Linked DNA regions of Homo sapiens: region 2 is linked to region 1. A link is a loop called in an ENCODE intact Hi-C map of the cell type or tissue named here. Cell type or tissue: psoas muscle. All regions are shown on one strand. Each heading gives the region's core, and the rest is flanking DNA. Links, peaks and the distances in the headings are about the cores only. Region 1 overlaps CAP2 (cyclase associated actin cytoskeleton regulatory protein 2). Region 2 has its middle 66 kb from the start of STMND1.

Evidence for each region. Peaks named below come from ENCODE experiments on the same cell type or tissue, not always from the same donor. Only the 100,000 strongest peaks of a DNase experiment are listed, where the experiment ranks them.
Region 2: a loop joins it to region 1, with 2.2 times the contacts of the local background. A loop is called at or near these places in 1 of 110 quality-filtered maps.

The regions. Positions count from the first base shown.
Region 1 is chr6:17,481,527-17,486,909 of GRCh38, forward strand. The region is part of intron 4 of CAP2 (cyclase associated actin cytoskeleton regulatory protein 2); the gene reads left to right. Among named protein-coding and RNA genes, the nearest start is that of CAP2, 91 kb to the left of the region's middle. In psoas muscle, for the core only: no CTCF peak of the experiment used is centred there; DNase peaks (open chromatin) are centred at 2,245 and 2,835; H3K4me3 peaks cover 843 bases; H3K27ac peaks cover 4,902 bases.
Region 2 is chr6:17,165,285-17,170,667 of GRCh38, forward strand. No RefSeq gene overlaps it. Among named protein-coding and RNA genes, the nearest start is that of STMND1, 66 kb to the left of the region's middle. In psoas muscle, for the core only: a CTCF peak has its summit at 2,304 (motif pointing left); DNase peaks (open chromatin) are centred at 2,237 and 4,137; H3K4me3 peaks cover 2,094 bases; H3K27ac peaks cover 3,372 bases.

The DNA of each region.
Region 1 (5,383 bases), core at 249-5,248:
ATAGTTCCAAGAATTTACTTGCTAATTTACTAACCATTTCCATTATATTCTATTAATCTTTGCATAACATTCTGATTCATTTGTTTCTCAAGTATGTCCTTATAAATCTCTGTCTAGTTTTGTTTCCTACAGTGGCAAAATGGATACATTTCTATGTGACACACTTTTCATATTTTTAATTGGTCAATTTTTCTAAGTCTGAAAATATCCTTCTCTGCCTTCAAAGAGCAAAATGACCCTGGGCAAGTACCTTCTCTTGGCCTTGTCATAGCTTTTCCACCCCATCCTCCCCTCCTCCAAAGTCTAAGGAGAGAAATCTAATTAGTATTCCATGTCATTAAATACCAGCTCTCTTTACCTGTGATCACTTTAAAGCTTTGCCTTGGCCTTTCTATTTCTTTAAGGTGACAGACATGCATATGTAGGGGAGTTCGGGCATGGGAAGTCACCCACCACTGAGTGAGTGGCTTTCTCTGGATTCTCATGATGTTCGTGCCAAAATTCTATTTCAGTTCAATAAATTTTCTGTTATCTCTGTTCCTAATTTTATACTCATCACGATCCTTTCCTTTCTGTCCTTCAAAGCTTGAGCTTCCTTATTCTGTTTTGTAGGTGTATTCGTCAGCTAGGGCTGCTGGAACAAAATAACACAAAGTTAGTGGCTTAAACAACAGAAGCCTATTCTTTCATAGTTCTGGAGGTTAGAAGTCAAGGCGTAGGCTGGGCGCGGTGGCTCACGCCTGTAATCCCAGCACATGATCTGGCCGAGGTGGGAGATCGAGACCATCCTGGCCAACATGGTGAAACCCCGTCTCTACTAAAAATACAAAAAATTAGCCGGGCATGGTGGCGTGCGCCTGTAGTCCCAGCTACTCGGGAGGCTGAGGCAGGAGAATCGCTTGAACCTGGGAGGCAGAAGTTGCAGTAAGCCGAGATCGCGCCACTGCACTGCAGCCTGGTGAGAGAGCGAGACTCCATCTCAAAAAAAAAAAAAAAAAAAAAAAAAAAAAAAAGTCTAGGCATGGGCAAGGCCACGCTCCCTCAGATGGCCCAAGGGAAGAATCTCTTCTGAGACTCCCTCCTGACTTCTTGAGGGTTGCTGGTAATCTGGTGTTTCGTGGCTTGTAAATGCATCATACTCCGTCTTTATGTTCACGTGGTTTCTCCCTGTGTGTCTGTCTCTGTGTCTACATTTCCCCTTTCCATAGGGACACCTAGTCGTACAGGACCAGGGGCCCTCCCTACTGCAGTACGACCTCATCTTAACCAATTACATCTGCAACAACCCTATTTCCAAATAAGGTCACATTCTGAAGTACTTAGGGTAAGGACATCATCATATGAATTAGTGGGGGGACACCACTCAGCCCGTAACACTAGATTTGTCAGGCATTGTTCTATTGTTATTATCTGTGTAATGCAGGCGTCATTTGGGCCAGTTGTTTAGCGTGTCCTGGCTTACGCCATCACATATTCCTCTGTACCAATAACTGCTTCTTCTCTCTCTCTCTTTGGAAGCTTTCATCGTGAGCCCATTCAGACCTGCTCAGGTGGAGAGTTCCAGGCCCATTTGCCCCTTTAAGTTGCAAAAGTGTGTTTTCATAGGAGTCAGGCTGCCAGTTGGTGGGGTTTCATTTATTCGATTTCTTTATTGTTTATGAAGCCTATCATACTGTGTTTGTTGTGTCTTGTTTTCTTATTTTCTAAAATCTTACAGATAACAATACAAGGAGGGATTACCATCTGTAAAACTCCTTCCCAAAAGTGCAGGGTACATAGATAGCATTCAGCAATTTTCTTGATTTCTTTTTTTTCCTCCATTGTTTTCCTGTCTAATTTTTGTGGACAGTCATATGAAAATCTCGGTGACTTCCTGAGACTTCACGTGCACACGTAGAACTGACGTAAAAATGAAGGAGCGGCATTGGTGTGCATTTGGTCACACTCCAGGGAGACATACCCAGATTAGACCAACTCCTCAGGGTGCAGACAAGGTGACGTCAAAGGACACAGTTGGACTGGGATTCATTCTTACAATGGGATAAGGCAGGGCTTAGGCCCCTGTGAGAAAGAACCAAGTACTGGTTCCTAAAGGAAAGGTATGAAAGACGGGAATGCAAACCCTCATGGAGCCCCAGGGCCCCTTGATAGAGAATTCTCACATGCCCAGCTCCACCACTGTGCCACAAAGCCTTCCAGAAGCCCAACCATCAAGGCTGCTGAGAGATTCCTCTCCCCGGCGTGGCTGACAGGGGTGTTTTCCCCGGCATGGCTGACGGGGTTGTTTTCACACCAGGAGCCACCAGCCCACTGCTCAGTGATAAGGAGCACTCATGAACTCTGCACACGAGCACCCTGAAAAAACCCAGAGGAGCTTGCCCTGGATAGAGCCCCATAGGTTCTCTCCTGTGTGCTTCTTGTCTGTTTCTGGTCACTTCTGCTTGGAGTTGTGTGAGTCCAGTGAGAAGAGTCCCAGAGAGCAGAGTGGCAACTGCTACACTCCCAAGCTTATGTCCTTGGTCTGCCAGCCTGAGATGAGAACTATTTTTGCAGACCAAAATGAAAGACCACGGACTCCCTTTTTTGTTTTTTCTTTGCAGACCAAAATCAAAGACGGATGGACTCTATTTTTTTGGCAGACCGAAATCAAAGATGATGGGCTCCATTCATTTCCTTTCCAGAGCTCTTCCCTGATAGCGAAGATGTTGTGGGCAGAGAAAGATAGAAAAGAATCATTTCCATAGCAGTTGCACGAGTCTGCGTCTGTGTATTCAGTGCTTGGGTGGCTCCCCCTTCTCACGCAAGGCCTTGTCACAAGCTCCTGTGTCATGAATTGTTGGAACCTGCAGCCTGGCTCAAATGACCACAGGGGTGCCTCTTTGTCAGACATACGCTGTGCATCTGGCGGCATCATGAGGGTAATGTGATATGGCTCACAATTTTAATTTTAACAAAAAAATACATCTGTCAGACTCATTTCAGCTGACAGGATAAATATCATATTTCATTGCCAGTTTGTAAACACCTCACTTTTCATCTCTATCTGACATGTTTCCTGGGTGGTTTACAAATTGAAAAATCAAATGGAATACATTTGGGGCCGAGCATGTATGCTATGTCAGTCAAGTCTGAGGGTAGTGTTTATATGGAGCCGGGTCCGTGCAAGCAATACAGAGGTGGCTGACCAGGAAATGTGACAGTGGCAGATTTGTCTTATGTAGAATTGCCTATAGTAAGAAAACCCAGTAGAGAAAGTGGTTTTGAGACCATTCGGCAGCTGCTTTGGACACCTGGAGCCATTTCTTTTACAGATGAAGATGCATTGTGTCATTGTCTCAGGATCCTCGTCCTGTTGCTTCTCTGGCCACAAATTGTTCTTTACCAAAGATGATTTTATTTCACTGTCTTTGAAAATCATTCTTTATAGGTAGAATATGAAGATTCTCTGAAATGATTCCAAAATGCCAAACTCAAACACTATTGTCCGATTTCTTTACTTGCAACAAGAGAGTAGAAGGGACAGTATTTGTTTTGTGATGTTGGGGCGTTCATCAGGGAGAGAATTTGAGATAAGTAGAATAGCAAATAGAAATAGTGAAATAACTAGATTCCCAGTCCTGGGTTTTTTTTTTCTCAGTCCTGTTATAAACAGTACTGATGGCATTTTATGTGAATATTTATGAGGGACCTTTTAATTAAAGGATCTCAAAATTCTCTTATCACCTGTTAGTTAATTTTCACAATGTCATGCTAGAGTGCGTGCATAGTAATGTTATATGCCAAGTACAGATGGAGAGATCAAAGCCTGCAGATGTTCAGTTACAGAACTTGCCAAGAACCTGCAGTGATCAACTGGGCTTTTTCCAGCCTGGGGCACCAGCCTCTGGTTACCGGTGCCACCCGGCTTTCCCCAGCTTGGTAACCAGTGAGAATCAGGTCTAGGGCTAGCTGGAAAACGACAGGAATGGTGACTTTGGACTCACCCCAACCCTTTCCTGCCATGTGAACTCCCACCTCCCACCCACTCATCTTCCTTTCTTGTCAGTCTGTTTATTACTCTGAGCTGATTTCCACTGACCCCAGAAAAGGATTAATTGATAACTACAGGGGTTAGTAATTATTGACAAGGTCACACTTTTCCAAAAAATATATGCATTTTCAAATGGAAATCTAAATGCCAGCCAGGTCTTCCCCAGGCTTGGCTTCCTGCTGTCCTGCTTCAAATACTCTTTTCCTTCATTGTTAGGAACGAGAGATGCATAAGAACCTTCTACAGAAGTAGCCCTCAAACTACCTCTCCATGGCAGGCTCTGCCAAGCCACCACTTAGCGCAGAGGCTTCTGAGGATGAGGAGGGGAAGGATGGAATGGAAGAAGGACATCCTGTTTGTGTTCCCACAATCCACAGCACTATAACTCTCAAAGGGTGAAACAGTGAACATTGGGTGTACCAATTCTGAAAGCCTAAAGTCCCTCATACACAACAATCACCTATAATATATTTGTGGCCAAACATGTTCTAAAATCCAGTAAAATAAGCCAGGCATGGTGGCATGCACCTGTAGTCCCAGCTATCTGGGAGGCTGAGGTCGGAGGACCCCTTGAGTCTTGGAGTTTGAGGCCAGACTGGGCAACATAGCAAGACCCCATCTCTCAAAAAAATACGTTAAACAAACCAATGAGATAGAAAAACTCTGCAAAATCTTGGGAAGTAGAATTCAAGGAAGTTGTGACAGTTGATAATTTAAGCTCAAGCAAATTTTCTCAAGGGAAAAACCTAGATAAATAATTGACAGTGGGTCAGGTGTGGGGGCTCATGCCTGTAATCCCAGCACTGGGAGGCTAAGGCGGGTGGGTAGTTTAAGCCCAGGAATTCAAGACCAGCCTGGGCAACACGACAAAACCCTGTCTCTACTAAAAATACAAAAAAATTAGCCCGGCATGGTGGCGTGCACCTGTAGTCCCAGCTACTCGGGAGGCTGAGGTGGGAGGATCACTGGAGCCCAGGAGGTCCAGGCTGCAGTAAGCCAAGATCACACCACTGCACTCCAGACTGGGTGACTGAGCAAGACCCTGTCTCAAAAAATAAATAAATAAGTAAATAACTGACAGTGTTGAAGCATGGCCAGGATATCATAAGACAATCGAGATTATTCTTTAGAAATCAGCCTCAAAATACCATTGATTAGATGTTTAAAGCCTAGGGATCTAAACATGTTTTCTCTTACCCACTGTTACTGTAATCCAAAGGCCAACTGAAGTCACCCTTCCACTTAGGATCCAGTAAGATGTGCTGGAACCCTCATTCCGTGTCCTGTGGACATGCCAGGATATCTGGAAGTGCTCACACAACACACCGTCACGGTCACCCCCGGCTTCCAGGC
Region 2 (5,383 bases), core at 176-5,175, 320 kb before region 1:
TTTGACCATATGCTGAGGCCACATTGTAGAAAATAACTTGGACTACATCATTTAAAAATAATGGTTTAATAACTTTTCATCATAAGTTACTAATAGATGACAAGTACTATACCACAACTTAATCCGTATTTATATCACTCTGTGTTAATTACCTGGTTGTGGCACAGCTCGCTGTAGAATCCAAAGGCATTGCCTATGTTCACTAGCAGGAAAATGAACCGCAGCCTCTGTATTGAGCAACAGATTTGCTTTCTCATGCATAACTGTTTGGAAGAAACCCCAAAGCTCCAGTATCCATACAAGTCCTGGAATTCTCACAGATGAATTTTCAAGATAATTCTTATTCATTTTGTAGCAATTCCCCCTCTGTACACCCATTTCCTGTTTGATTATTTTTAGCATTACTCAAGCTGGAGATTCTGATCTGTCGGTAACAAGCTCTACCCTCAACTTGCTCGTTAAGGTAGTCAGCAAGGCTCTTTAAGAACATCCAGAAATCTCAAATTAAGGGGATGAAACCCCAGGAATAGATCACCTAAAAGATGAATGGAATGGGCTTCTCATTTCTCCTGTGTGCAATATACAGAAAGAATTTTCACTGTATTTAATTGCCTTTCCCTCTCATTGATATCTGGCTCTTTAAAGGCGTGCAAGATAGTTAGTTAAAAAAGAAAAAATGTCTGTACCCATGGCAACCTCTGATGAAAAGGACCAGCAGCTATTTCCAAGGATAGGTGCTTTAGATGAAAGACCTGAAGCTATGAGAGGCCAGCCAACATAGAAAGCAAATGTGTGGGCCGGGCGCGGTGGCTCACGCCTGTAATCCCAGCACTTTGGGAGGCCGAGGCGGGCGGATCACGAGGTCAGGAGATCGAGACCATCCCGGCTAAAACGGTGAAACCCCGTCTCTACTTAAAAAAATACAAAAAATTAGCCGGGCGTAGTGGCGGGCGCCTGTAGTCCCAGCTACTTGGGAGGCTGAGGCAGGAGAATGGCGTGAACCCGGGAGGCGGAGCTTGCAGTGAGCCGAGATCCCGCCACTGCACTCCAGCCTGGGCGACAGAGCGAGACTCCGTCTCAAAAAAAAAAAAAAAAAAAAGAAAGCAAATGTGTGGTGCACCGTAACAGCATTCCTTCCAGGAGAGGAGTACTTTGGGATTGAAGATATCTCAAGTGGCCTTTTCAAAAACCCAATTGAAGTAATAGTTTACAAACAGCACTGTATCATAATGAGCATAAACATTTCTGTGAATAACACAATTTTCATTTCTATCTATTGTCATAATTGCTGCATAATATTCCACCCAATGGATATAATGTATATTTTTAGGCTGGGTGTGATGGCTCATGCCTGTAATCCCAACACTTTGGGAGGCTGAGGCAGGCGGATCACTGGAGCCCAGGAGTTCAAGATCAGCCTGGGCAGCATGGAGAAACCCCATCTGTACATAAAAGATACAAAAATTAGCCAGGCATGGTGGCACACACCTGTAGTTCCAGTTACTTGGGAGGCTAAGGCAGGAGGATTGCTTGAGTCTGGGAGGCAGAGGTTGCAGTGAGCCAAGAATGCACCACTGCACTTCCAGCCTGGGTGACAGAGCAAGACTCTGTCTCAAAATACGTGTATATATGTATGTGTGTGTATATATATATATATATATATATATATATATAATTTTTTTTAATTTTTCTCATGTTGTTTAATACTTTGACTGCTTCTGATATTGCACTGTTAGCAATAACCATGATGAACATCTTTTTCCAAGTAGGTTTTCCCATATTGTGAATTGTTTCCTTATAATAGACTCTCAGAAAGGAATTATGGAGTCAAAGGATAAGAACATTTTTATAGTTCTTGATCCATGCTGCCCAATGGATTCTGTCAATTGAAGACCAATTTCACTCTATCCCTGTGAACCCTCAATATCATTAAAATAATTTTAATGTTGATTTGCACTGAAATGATTACTACTAAAGCTAAACATTTTCCATATATTCCTTATTCATTTATGTCTCTTTTTGTGAATTATTTATGTGATAGTTTGGAAACCAATGGCAGAGAAGAAGTTAAGTTCTGAAGCTTTCTAATACCTTCAAACACTTCCTTTCACACATCTCAACTACCTGTGACTAGCAGGCCAGAAAAATTCCCATGACACTATTATCACACCAGGCCGCTCTGCTGGGAGTGAGCACGTCCCATGTGGTTTCAGGCCAATCCAGAAGTGCCTTTGTGTTACCCACTGCCTTCTTCTGGCTGCCTGTCTGCCCTCTGGCGTCTCAGAGAGGTGATGCTGCCACTTCTGCGGCTGGATACTTGATTCCTGAAATCCGTGGTTCCCGACATTGATTGCATATTAGAATCATCTGGGGAACTCTTAAAATTCCCAATACCCAGAACTTTCTATACACCAATTAAACCAGCTTTCTTGGCATCAGTGTTTGTGAAAGCTCGATTGAGGATTCCAAGGTGCAGCCAAGGTTGAGAACCACAGCTTTAAATCCACAGTCATAAGGAGCACCCAACTAGGCATTCAGGATACAAAGCCCTGTGCAAGTTCACTGCTGCCCTCGGGCAGCTCACAACCCCCGTGGTGGGGACAGAAAAAGGTTTGAATGACAAAGCACACTCTGAATGTTATAAAAGGGAGTAATCATAAATAAATAAGTATATAAACATATATATTTATAATTAAATAGTACATATATTTATAAAAAGTAAAATATAGTTATTTAAATAAATATATGTATACATTTACTTTTATTAACTATAACTTGATCAACCAGTACCATCAACTTAAGGAAATTTTTGTGCACGCAGTTTTTATCATTAAGGGGTAAGCTATATAAAAACAGAGACTTGTTAAAAACACACAGGTAACAAACGCTGAGTTTGTGAATATCTCTGAACTTTCAGCCACTACTAACCTACAAGGTTGATTTTCCACATACGGGCGCTGATTTTTTTTAAAGGATGACCTTAAAACACTTTCAGATTCTGGCTTGCCTAAGAAATGGTTGCTTATGTTCACTATGCTATATTTACTAAGGCACAAAATATATATATATATATATATATATATATATATATATATATATGCATGCAGATTAGAAAAACCATTTAAAAACTAGAGATAAAAAGGGTTTTCGCTTGACTTCTCTTAAGAAATTTAACTCATTGCATTATTTCTCCCTGGGGGTACTGGAGCAGTATTTACCTATTCACCACGTGGTGCTTTGGACAAATTCGTAAATTATGGGCTTTGCCATAGTCAATGTCCCTACAACATCTCTTCTGACAAACCCAAGCCCCATTCTGTGGAAGACAAGTCTCTTCATTCAAGATCTGGATCAAAAGCATCAGAAATTGTTTTCTTACGTTTTGCTAATTGAGAATGTTAGGCCTGCTTGAATGGTATTTATAATTATAAATCCAAATACTGTCTTTAGAATTTTAAAAATCTATCTCATTATTTTACTGAATCTTAATGCATTTCCCCCCAAATTATCAAGATAATTATAGGTTTTAAAATGAAGCTGGGTGCCGTGGCTCATGCCTGTAAATCCCAGCGCTTTGGGAGGTGGAGGCGGGAGGATTGCTTGAGTCTGGGAGTTTGAGACCAGCCTGGGCAACACAAGGGGGCCCTGTCTCTACTAAAATTAAAAATAAAAATTAGCCAGGCATGGTGGTGCACCCCTGTAGTCCTAGCTACAGAGAAGTTAAAGTGGGAAATGGCTTGAGTCCAGGAGTTTGAGGCTGCAGTGAGCTATGATCACGCTACTGCACTCCAGCCTGGGTCACAGAGCAAGACTGACCCTGTCTCTAAAAAAAAAAAAAAAAAAAGTGAAAATAAATAAATGAGTAAAACGGCTTTATAGGCTTCATCTTACAGACATTTAGCCCTTGCTTTTTCTACTAAGGCCAATAATGAAATATAGCTCCAATCGTCTATATATAAACACACAGACACACATTAGACCTCAAAGAATTGAATTTATTTTTATGGGTTAAAGCATTTGAATGTTATCTGAGACAGGATTAAAGGCAAAGTGTTCCTGACTCTTCCTAACGGAAATAGGATCATCGCTGGCCCTGGGCCTGGTGGTTGAGTCCTCAGCTAGAATCATATACTGTATTCAAAAAAAAGACAGTTGAGCTCAGAAGCGTGTCCCAGGGTAAAATTGCTGCCCTAGCGGCTGTGCAAATTCTCAGGAAGCTAGATCAGAATTTCCAAGAGGCAGCTGGTCACGGCCATTCCTTCAGCTATCCTGGAAAGGGCAGGATTCTTGACCATGCTGGAGGCCCAGATGCCAAATAGGACCCAGTGTTCATGCTCACATAACCGCAGGCCCTGACTCATGAATTTTTGTTTCTGGCATCTATGTTGATATAGATACTCTATTAGAATAACTCTGGGCTCTTCTGTTGTAAAACCAAGCTTGATATGAAGCGCCAGAGAAGGCCAAAGACATATTTATTTCCCTCGATCACTAAGACAAATGTCACCTCAGAAAAACCAGATGTTAATGAGCAGGGGAAACAACAGTATTATTTCATCCTTCCGCTGGCATGGCCTAGAGTTTGGCTGGTCTCTGATCCTGCCTCAGCAAATATGATGCACTTGACATTCATAGCAGTTTCTTGGATGAGGCGATTGGCGCCTGAGTGTTTACATGATTCCAGCTGATTCTCTTTCCTGCCACCCTCTAGGGGCTGAGCCAGCCATGGATGGGATTAGCCAGCCCCTCATTCCAAAGAGTAGTGCCCCCAATCTGTGCTGGTGCTCTGACATGAACACTCTTTCCTCTTCCTAAGAAACATTCGCCAAAGAAAATAAGGTACTTGGAATGAACACACAATTAAATATGGAAGGTGAGAGAAAGGAGAAATGGACACCTACCAAGTCCTAGCTCTTAAAGGAGAATATAATGCTCAAGACCAACACCTCTCCTTGAAGGATAATCTGGGCACATTAGACAGGTAGACTCTCCCTGTCTCATAGCTCTCCCTGCATGAGGTCAGCCAAGCTAAAAGGACTTCCTATTCCCCTAAGAACAACAGAGAGAAGGGAAGCTGCAGGTTAAGTGGCGTTAGCCTTACTTCTAGTAGCTAACCTGGGTGTGGGGTGTCTCTCCCTGTGCTGAGGGAGTGAAGGGAACCAAGAAGAGAAACTTGGATGACCCAGAAAAGGGAATGAGGTCAGACTATAGTTGGACCTCAATAGGACCCTCAGCAAGTAATGCCCTGCCAAACACTTTACATGGCTGATCTCCTTTAATACTCAGACAATTCCATGTGATATTATCATCCCAATTTTGCAAATGAAAAAATTAAAATTTTACATTGTTGAGTGTTGTATTCAGCATCTCACATTAAGTAGCC